2 separate regions of the Mus musculus genome follow, and region 1 is linked to region 2. A link is a contact called in ENCODE Hi-C or POLR2A ChIA-PET data. All regions are on one chromosome and are shown on one strand. The core of a region is the stretch at or near the end of the contact, and the rest is flanking DNA. Distances in the headings are between cores, read along the strand shown. Region 1 holds the start of Cebpzos (CCAAT/enhancer binding protein (C/EBP), zeta, opposite strand). Region 2 holds the start of Strn (striatin, calmodulin binding protein).

Region 1 (4,822 bases), core at 143-2,642, 180 kb before region 2:
CAAAGCAGCGTGCGTTCCTAAGCCTTCAGACCACTTCCCAGTCCCCAGATCCTGATTCAGCAAGACTAGGGTGGCAGGCACCCCAGTAATCCCCCCCCCCCCCGTGAAGTCACTCCAGGTTTTATACAAAGCCCTGGCCCATGGGGGAGAAGTTGACTGGTGGTGACCCAGTCCATGGCAAAGCTTCGAGTAACTGAAGTCTTCCCCCCTGTACGCAGAGACAAACCGAGAACGGGAGCATGCAAGCTATTAGCATGAGTAGTAGGCTCAGTTTCCAACAGTCAAAAGAAGGTGTCTTTGAAGAACCGTTATCCAGTAAATAAGGTTTTGTCTTGCTAAATATGCAAAAGGTAGCTCAGGCTTTATAACTAACTCCCTATAACCCCAAACTACTAAGCTTTTGATCTAATATTCTGATATTTTCCCACTGCTCAATGCTGAGACAGGCTGTTCTTTAATGTTCAGGATCAGCCAGTCCTTTCCCCTGCTTTTACGTCCCTTTCATGGTATCTAAGCATGAAAATAATTAAACACTATCAGGATTCGCCTTGGACTCTGTTACCATGTGTCCCTCCTCCAACGTTCGTTTTTCACTTTAGTAATGGGAATTACTCAGGGACCAGAAAAAAAAAAAACTGTATTATTCTCATTTTTAAAACGAAGCAAATAAAAAACTGGGGAGGAGGCAGAAGGGACAGCTGTGTTCCTCGATTTCCCAGTACTCTGCTAAATCACTGACGGTCCCGCTCAGTTCTAAGTTCTCAAGGGCGGTTTTAAGGTTTCAGGGCGAGGACAGGGCACACCTGCCTGCATCCTGTTCCACAACTTACGGGATCTGAGCGAAATCTTTTTTGATTGGAAGAGAGTGATGCTAAGATATCAAACAGTCCAAATAATGATATTAATAAAACACTTAATTTCTTAAAAACTGATGGACGTGCCACATTCCAAAGCCCTGCGCTTCGGGACTTGTCTACTTAATAATAAAGCACGTTTGTCACCAGAGACACACTGTCCAGACAAGATGGCTCAGGGAGACCAAAGACCACGGAGCCTTGTTGCACAGGAGCGCCTGGGGCTGCAGCGCAGGAGAAGCAACCCTGCGTGTGCTCCAGTGTAGGCCCGAGGGAGGAAAGGCGGCGCTGCGACCGGGGGCTGCTGCCCTGCAAGGATCCAACAGCGAGCACCCAGCCTTACCCGGGGTCCTGGTCCCAGCATGCGTCGCGGCTCGGCGACCCGGAAACGCTCGCGCTCCTGCGCCTGCGGGGCGGGCTCGCTCGAGTGTTCCCCACACCCAAGAATGTCACAGACCCCACGCGCCACACATTGGGGAACAGAGGACAAGAAACACTGCCCGGTCCTTACCTGAGGCCTCCGCAACCCGACTGCGCAAGCGCACGGTCTTAGCGCCACGCCCCCAGCTTTAGCCACGCCCCACAGAGGAACCTGACCTAACTAGCTGTGGGAAGCTGGTATCGTTTAGGCAAGGTTATCCTGCCCGCGGTCACACCCAAGTAAAAGAATTCACATTTGAACCCAGGACACCATCTCCAAACTCTGCACATGGATCGTCTCTCCCACTCTAAACCCAAAATGTATCAGAACGGGAACAACCCATCGCCAGAGAGTGGCCAGAAAAGTGGGACCCTAAATTGGGATTTGCCCTTTAGCCAGGTTCCTAGACAATTCCTTTACACATTAAAGGTGAGAAGCGCTGTGCCTAGGTGCTGCCCAATAGTCAAGAAGAGGGCTGACCTAAGGGAAGGAAAGATAGGAGATGGGGCATAGGAATGCCTAAAGAGGGACCACGTGCATGACAAAGCCTGGAATGTCAGACTATATCCACTTTTATTAAAATGCAGTCTGTCCTCAGAGATCCACAGCCAGGGCTGCACGGAGAAACCCTGTCTCAAACAAGCAAACACAGGAAGCTATGAATGCTGCCCAACAAAACGTTCAAGGTAAACATAATGGAAATTGGGGGAGGGGGAGTGGCTTGGCTTGGCTTAGCTTAGCTTGGCTTGGCTTGACTTGGCTCACTGGTACAGCTAACTGTGCAACACTTATGGATCTTGCATCTTCGATTCCCTGTTCCTGTTGGTTCCGACTGTTGATTCGAACATCTGGACATGTCACTGCTGTTGCTAACCTGACTCTACAGAACTGTATCCATGAGGTGTTTGCCAGTGGATCCAACTACCGCTGCCTGCTAACCTGTGAACTGAACTGATTTCCAGACAACACAGAAGGGAGTTGCTCCAAAGAACCTTTCTAAACAGTTCCACTTCCCCCCCCCCCCCCGTATCCTTTCTTTCCCACTACCTCTGGTGAGTGGTGGGTTACAAGGAAGGTTAAAGTGTTTAAAAACCATCATTAAAAATGGAATTTGAGGGCTGGAGAGATGGCTCAGTGGTTAAGAGCACCGACTGCTCTTCTGAAGGTCCTGAGTTCAAATCCCAGCAACCACATGGTGGCTCAAAACCATAATGAGATCTGACGCCCTCTTCTGGTGCATCTGAAGACAGCTACAGTGTACTTACATATAATAATAAATATTTTTTTTTAAATGGGATTTGGAAAAATTAAAGTTACACCAGGGAGTACAAGTGTCAAAAAGATTATAAGGATTCAACAAGGTGCAAGGTGTGGCCTTGTTGAAGGAAGTGTGTCACTGGGGGTGTGATTTGAGGTTTCAAAAGTCCACACCAGACCCAGTCTTTCTCTTTGCCTATGGATCAGACTGTAGAGCTCTCAGCGACTTCTCCAGCTCCACCAAGTAGACAGTAAATTACCTCTGAAACTGTAGGTCAGCTCTCAATTAAGTCCTTTTTCTTTATGAATTGCCTTGGTTGTGGTGTCTCTTAAGAGCAATAACGCAATGACAAAGACATGGCTCAACTAGCCATTTTTATTAGTGGTCTTTTTGACAAATGCAATGTCATCCAAAAATGATGTATTTAGTGTCCTTAGAAGACACAACTAAATCAAGGAACTTATATGGCGCAATAAAATATATGTTAAGCCCATTTTCTTTGTCCACCATCAATATATCTCCTTTGGTTGATACCCCATTAATGGCAGGTAAAAGAGAGAAACACATTTGTAAAACCAATAGAAGAGGATGCAAAAGCCACCCTGTGCTTACATGTAATGGAGTATCATTATACAGCACATCAAGAACATGTATGCACAAAAGCATGACAAATGTATGTTATGAAAATCCTCAAAACCGTGGGTTTCATGGAATGAAGGAATAAATAAGCACCAGTCCCAGGAGTTCTTTTAAAACATTGACACTGACTAAAACTAAATCATTTACTTTTCATAAATAAGATGACAAAGTTAAAACCAAATGATAAACAGATTTTATTACTTGAGACATGTGATCAAGTTGCTTATGGTCTCAAAACTGAATTTACTGCGGAACTTGATGAGGCAAGCTACCATACAGATTTAGCATTCTTACCAGGGATCCCCCTAAGTGAACCATGTGGAGCCAGGATCGCTGCAAAAAGCAAGAGGAATTTATTGTTCCAGTGCACTGGGGTCATCCCAGACCCGAAGGACAGGCAGCAACCACCATCACCAGTTAGGCTGTTTTTATAAGGTTTCCAGGGGCAGAACAGAGCATTAGCAACTCGGCACAATATGATTGGCAGAACAGTGCACCCTTTAAACTGATTAGTCTTTAGGGAATGAGGTGACAAGGACTTCACCTTGTTTGAAAGTGAGCAACAGTCAGTCCTGCGGAATGTGTCCCCACCCACCCACAGGTCCGTTGCTACCCTGTGGTCTAAGAAATGCTAATTAGCTTCTCCCTTGTCTGGGGGGTGGGGGGGCTTGGGGGGGGTGGAGGGGTGTCATAACCTTCCCAAAGTTCCTGAGCTGACCTTTTCACTACAAGAATTTGAGTGGCTAGAGAGATGGCTAGGCAGTATAGAGTACTTGTTTTTCTTGCAGAGGACTTGAGTTCAATTCCCAGCGCCCAAGCAACCCTAGTTCAACAACTCTAGCTCCAGGTGATCCAATGTTCTCTTCTGACCTCCAAAAGCAGCAGGCACACATGTGGTACATGCTCATGCATGCAGCCAAAACATTCAAACACATAGCATAAATTTAAAAATTAATGAATTTAAAGCAGATTTCAAAATTCCCAGAAAAAAAAAATATCTTGGTAAACTTCCAACTCTGTTTTCAGTCAAGTAGATAGGTTGCCTGTCAGTTATAAACAGACTGTATAAAGCTGCAGTCAGCTGTGAACCCCAAGATTTTGTCCTTTACTGGGAGGGGAAAAAAACCCAAACTTTTTCTAGTTGTGGTGTGGCTCAGCACTTAGCACACACCTTTCTTTAATCCCTCTGGCTGGAATACAGACATGCCCTTAGTACACACCCTTAACCCCAAACAATGAAGGAAAACTTAGTTTGTAGAAGGAGGCAGCCATGTTTGAAAGTGATGTCTAACTGAATGGCAGACGAGATGATGAATCTGTTGTATTACTAATAAAGCCTGGTTGTGGAGTTGCTACCCACCTCAATGGTTTATGTTCCCGAATGAAAGACATACATACATACATACGCGCGCGCGCGCACACACACACACGCGCACACACACACACACCCTTTATATTTTAAGATGCCCTATGCAGCACAATAGCTGGGTGACTGCCAACCCTCCGGGTGGCTAGAATCTGCCTTCCGCTGATAATTCTGAGTTACTACTTACTAACATCTTTGTTTCATATTGGCCACTCCCGACCCATTTGTGGTGCACTCTGGGCCCCCGCTTTCTTTGCCAGGAGCCCAGGGTGCTCTCCTTGCTT
Region 2 (4,315 bases), core at 1,231-3,730:
TTATTTTTGTTTGTTTGTTTTTAAATAGAGTCAGGAATCTCTCACTGAACCTAGAGTTCATCTGTTTGGCCAGACTGGCTAGTCACTTATATCCATAAATTTACCTGTCTCTACTTTATATCCTGCCATCTCCCATTACTGAATTACAGGTCATTGCCTGCACCTCGCTTTTATGTGTGTGCTGTGGATTCAAACCCAGTTTCCCATGCTTAGATGGCAAGTACCTTATTGACTGAATCATCTACCCTGCCTTATTATCTATGCATTTAATTATGTTTTATAGTCTTTTGTGAATCAGTTTAAAGCCATTGTCTTGTCTGACATGTCTTCTGTTAGAGGAAAAAAACAGATTGTTTAACACCCAAGCTTATAAAAATTACTTAAATCGCTCAGATGAAAAAGTTCCAATCTTAGCCAGGTGGTGGCACACACTTCTTTAATCCTAGCACTTGGGAGATAGAGGCAGGTAGATCTCTGAGTTGGAGGCCAGCCTGGTCTTACAGAGCAAGTCCCAGGACAGCCAGGGCTACACAGAGAAACCCTGTCTCAAAAATCCAAGAAACAAAAAACAGAAAGAAAAGGATAGGGAAAAAAAAAAGAAAGGAAAAAAATTCTATTTATGTTTTCTTGGTTCTGATAGATATAAGAGTAGTCAGCATGTTTTTAATTAATTAAAATTAAATCAGATAGATAGAGAAATATATAACTAGCCCTGGCTGTCCTAGAACTCATGCTGTAGACCAGGCTGGTCTCAAACTCAGAAATCTGTTTCCCTCTGCTTGTCTCTTGTCTCTGGGCTGTGCCACCATGTCCAGCTTAATTTTTTTAAGGTTACTGGGCTAACAGGCAGGTAATCTGGGTGCTAGTTTTGGTAGTCATCTGTCATTCAAGGTCTCATTGAGGACAGTCTCAATTTCTTGAGCTGTGAATGAATCAGGCTGGATCTCAAAGAACATTTAGAGCCAAACTAATTTATGACACAAGGAATTTGGCCAGGCCTGGATCAACTTTTTATGATAATAAAGAATGAATTCACAAAGCAGAAACATTCAGTAACTGAGCAGAGGGCTTTGCCATCGCTCTTTGCAACCCGAGCAGAGACAATGTGTTTCCTGTCCTTTTCACAAGTTGCCATGGGAAGACCAGGGAACAGAGAGGACAGGGACAGGATGCCCTTCCCTTGCAAGTCACTCATCAGCTTGTATCTTGACTCTCTTTTTTTCTTTTTTCATGTCCACCAGATCAAAACAAAATTACAATTTTTTTTTGTTGGAGTGACAGATAAATAATTACTTAATTTCGTTTTCATTTCTTAAATGTTCTTCAGGCACATTCCTTTCTCCAGTTGGTGTAGTGTAAATTTATAATGATAATAGTTATCAGGGTACTCAGAGAGGGAAAACACTGGCAAACCACTTAGAAGGAAAGGATTTTAGTGTGCCTTTGGTGTAAAGATCAATTGCCCAAGAAATTAGGAAAGCGACAAGTGGGAAGGGGAGGTTCCCGGGTTCAGGAGTGCAATAGAGCAAAAAGGGACTTTGTTCCTTCTGATTGTAGCCCTTAGGGCTCTGTGACTCTATATGTATGTCAACCTCCTTTTGATGACAAGAACTGTGACATCTATCTTTATATTCCTGGCACGGAATATTACTGACAATAAAATACTTGTTCAAGCGAATTGAGTGAAAACTGCCGCAAAGATGGGGGGAAAAATGAGATTGGACAGGCAGCACTTCTTTATTACTGGAGATCTAAAACTTTGGCAGAATTTACAAGCAGGATTAGCACAGAGAAAGGGACTTTTAATACTAATATTTCAGACCAAGTGTTAAACTGGAAATTAGAAAAAGCCCTCATGGCAAATGTCGAACCTTAGCAGAAAGAGAGAAGACCAGAGTTCCTCCTCCTAAGGGAAAACTGGTCTGTTAACAAGCACTGAGCCCCTCTGGGGATGAATGGTAGGCTCGATGGCAAGCCGTGGTCCAGGGGTGTCGAGGCTTTGATGAACCCCGAAAAGGGCGACGAGGGGGCAGACGACCGGATGGCTTGCCCAGCGCCTATTTCTTAACAAAACGACCAGGAAGCCCTAAACTAAGTGGAGCTAGGGCTGGTACTTGGCGTGATAACTTCCGCGTGCGAATATGCAACAGGGAGCGCCGCTCGCGAACTTCCGCATGAAGGGAGCCTGCGGCGGCGCGACCCGAGGGGCATCGGCTGGCCGCACTGCCGAAGAGGAAACCCGCGGAGCCGTCAGGGGAGGGCGTGGCGAGGAAAGGGCGTGGCTTCGGTCCGGCCTCCGAGAGGCGCAGGCCTACAGGCAAGCGGGGTTCGCCACGCCCCGGGACTACATTTCCCGGCAAGCCCCGCGGGCCGCAGTTGACCCACTTCCCGGCCCGTCACGGGCTCGCCCGGCCCCCGCGCCCGGGCGGCTGCTCCCTGCTGACTGGGGTGTGGGCGGGGAGCGGCGGAGGGAGGAGGCAGAGCTGGCCGCCGCAGTTTGCCGCCGCTGCTGGGCGCCTAGGCAGAGAGCTCCCCGGGGTTCGTGCGGCCGCCATGGACGAGCAGGCGGGGCCCGGCGTCTTCTTCAGCAACAACCACCCGGGAGCTGGCGGTGCTAAGGGGCTCGGGCCTCTGGCGGAGGCTGCAGCGGCCGGAGACGGAGCGGCTGCGGCGGGGGCGGCCCGAGCTCAGTACAGCCTCCCGGGGATCTTGCACTTCCTGCAGCACGAATGGGCCCGCTTCGAGGTGGAGAGAGCCCAGTGGGAGGTGGAGCGGGCGGAGCTGCAGGTAAAGACCCTCCCGGCCTGGCGGTCCTCATCCCGCCTCTTCTCTCTCTTCAGCCCCGCCCCAGACCCTTCGCCCCCTCCCCCAGCCCGCTCGCGCCCCCTCCCCCTTGCCTTGCGCCCATCACTTCCAGAATCTCATCCCCCTTCCTCCAGTCACCTTTGACTTTTTTTTGCTGATCCCACTTCCTTGAGCCTGTTTTCCCACTCCTTCTGATCCATTTACCCTCCCGGCGGCTGTTTTCCCCACTCTCAACTCCGGTGCTTATTCCTACTGGTTTGCCATGCCACATTTTGGGGTTGTCTGTCCCTTTCGGTTTACTGATTGGGTTGACAGTAGTTTTGAGAGACTCCGAGCAGATCATCCTGGCTCAACCTGACGCACCCTAGGTCTAGAGACGTTCCTCGCAGAAGGGTTTGGCAGTTGTCTATCGCTCACTCTGCAAGGAAGGTGACCAGAGAAAGCAACACAAGTTGTATCAGTGAGGCCTTGGCTTTCCTCGAGAAACTGATGTTACTAGCAGTGTCAGCTCCAGTTTTATGTCTGAAAATGTTTCCCTGTCTGCCCTTTGACCCCATCCCGCATTCGCGTTTGGGTTAGACTCATAGGTTTCAGTGAAGGATTTGATTGATGGGAGTCAGAAAATGGGCAGAGGTGGGACATCTTTTCACAGAATCTCAAACTTCCCAAGAGTTGATTTGTATGTCCAGAGCTTAAAAGGAACTAAAGGGGCTTCAGGGCTACGTTGCCCCCTTGCATAACCTGCCAGATAAAGCATGCTTATCTGAGAGGAGCTCTTGTGCGCCAGAGAAGCATGAAAGGTTGGTAACTCACTGGTCACTCTGAGTTGGTAAGTAGGTTTACTGTGACTGTTTATAAAACTTCCAACACATACACTAATTTCCAGAGGAACTCAAAGAGCTGTGAATTGTGCCTCTCTGTTTTATGGGCTAAATCTGTATGCTTATGAAATTTGAGTACAGTTTTAGTTTGTTTGCGAAGCACTCGAAGTGTGTTTCTTTTTTGGTTTTTGGTGGTTTTTTTTTTTTTTGGCACAAAATATGAAGAGAAAGAAACACTGAAGAGACTCGCTTGTAGAAGCGTACTGCTTTGAGAGATTGATGTGGCCACAGAAGGAGCAAACAGGCAAGGTTATGGTAAATAAGTCTCTGATAAAGGCTGGGCTTGAGTCCGGCTCTGTGACCTTGAGGGGATTCTGTGACCTCTCTGGGCTTCAGTTTCAACCCTTACTTATTCAGCACAGGTTCAGGGCTCAGTGAATGCCTGCCTTGTGTATCCAGACTCCGATTAACGAAACCTGCCCCCCTCATGGAGTTTCTGTTTTAATGAGAAGGCGGACAGTCAGTGGATAGAGCTGTGTGAACTAGCCCACGGTTATGTCTATCTCCGATGAAACTTAGGAATACAGGAGTGTAACCAACTTCGGGGCGGTGGGTAGGGCAATTGAATGAAGTCAGGTAGTGGCCTGTATGGTTTCTTACGTTTCTGCAGTTACATGGCTTGTATTCTT

What was found. A loop is a pair of places that touch in the nucleus more often than their neighbours do. ChIA-PET counts read pairs that join two places held with the same protein, here RNA polymerase II (POLR2A).
Region 1: a loop to region 2 is called in a map of T-helper 17 cell, with 2.4 times the contacts of the local background. The contact joins the promoter of Cebpzos here to the promoter of Strn in region 2. A Hi-C loop is called at or near these places in 1 of 37 maps with a recorded cell type or tissue (T-helper 17 cell). POLR2A ChIA-PET finds 5 or more read pairs at or near these places in 1 of 5 experiments (embryonic stem cell).

What each region holds. Positions count from the first base shown.
Region 1 is chr17:78,913,069-78,917,890 of GRCm38, reverse strand. Cebpzos (CCAAT/enhancer binding protein (C/EBP), zeta, opposite strand) reads right to left here and starts at 1,392. Exons shown (of 5, transcript NM_001177403.1): 1 at 1,198-1,392.
Region 2 is chr17:78,734,726-78,739,040 of GRCm38, reverse strand. It overlaps Strn (striatin, calmodulin binding protein), which reads left to right and starts at 2,480. Exons shown (of 18, transcript NM_011500.3): 1 at 2,480-2,787. The coding sequence starts at 2,554.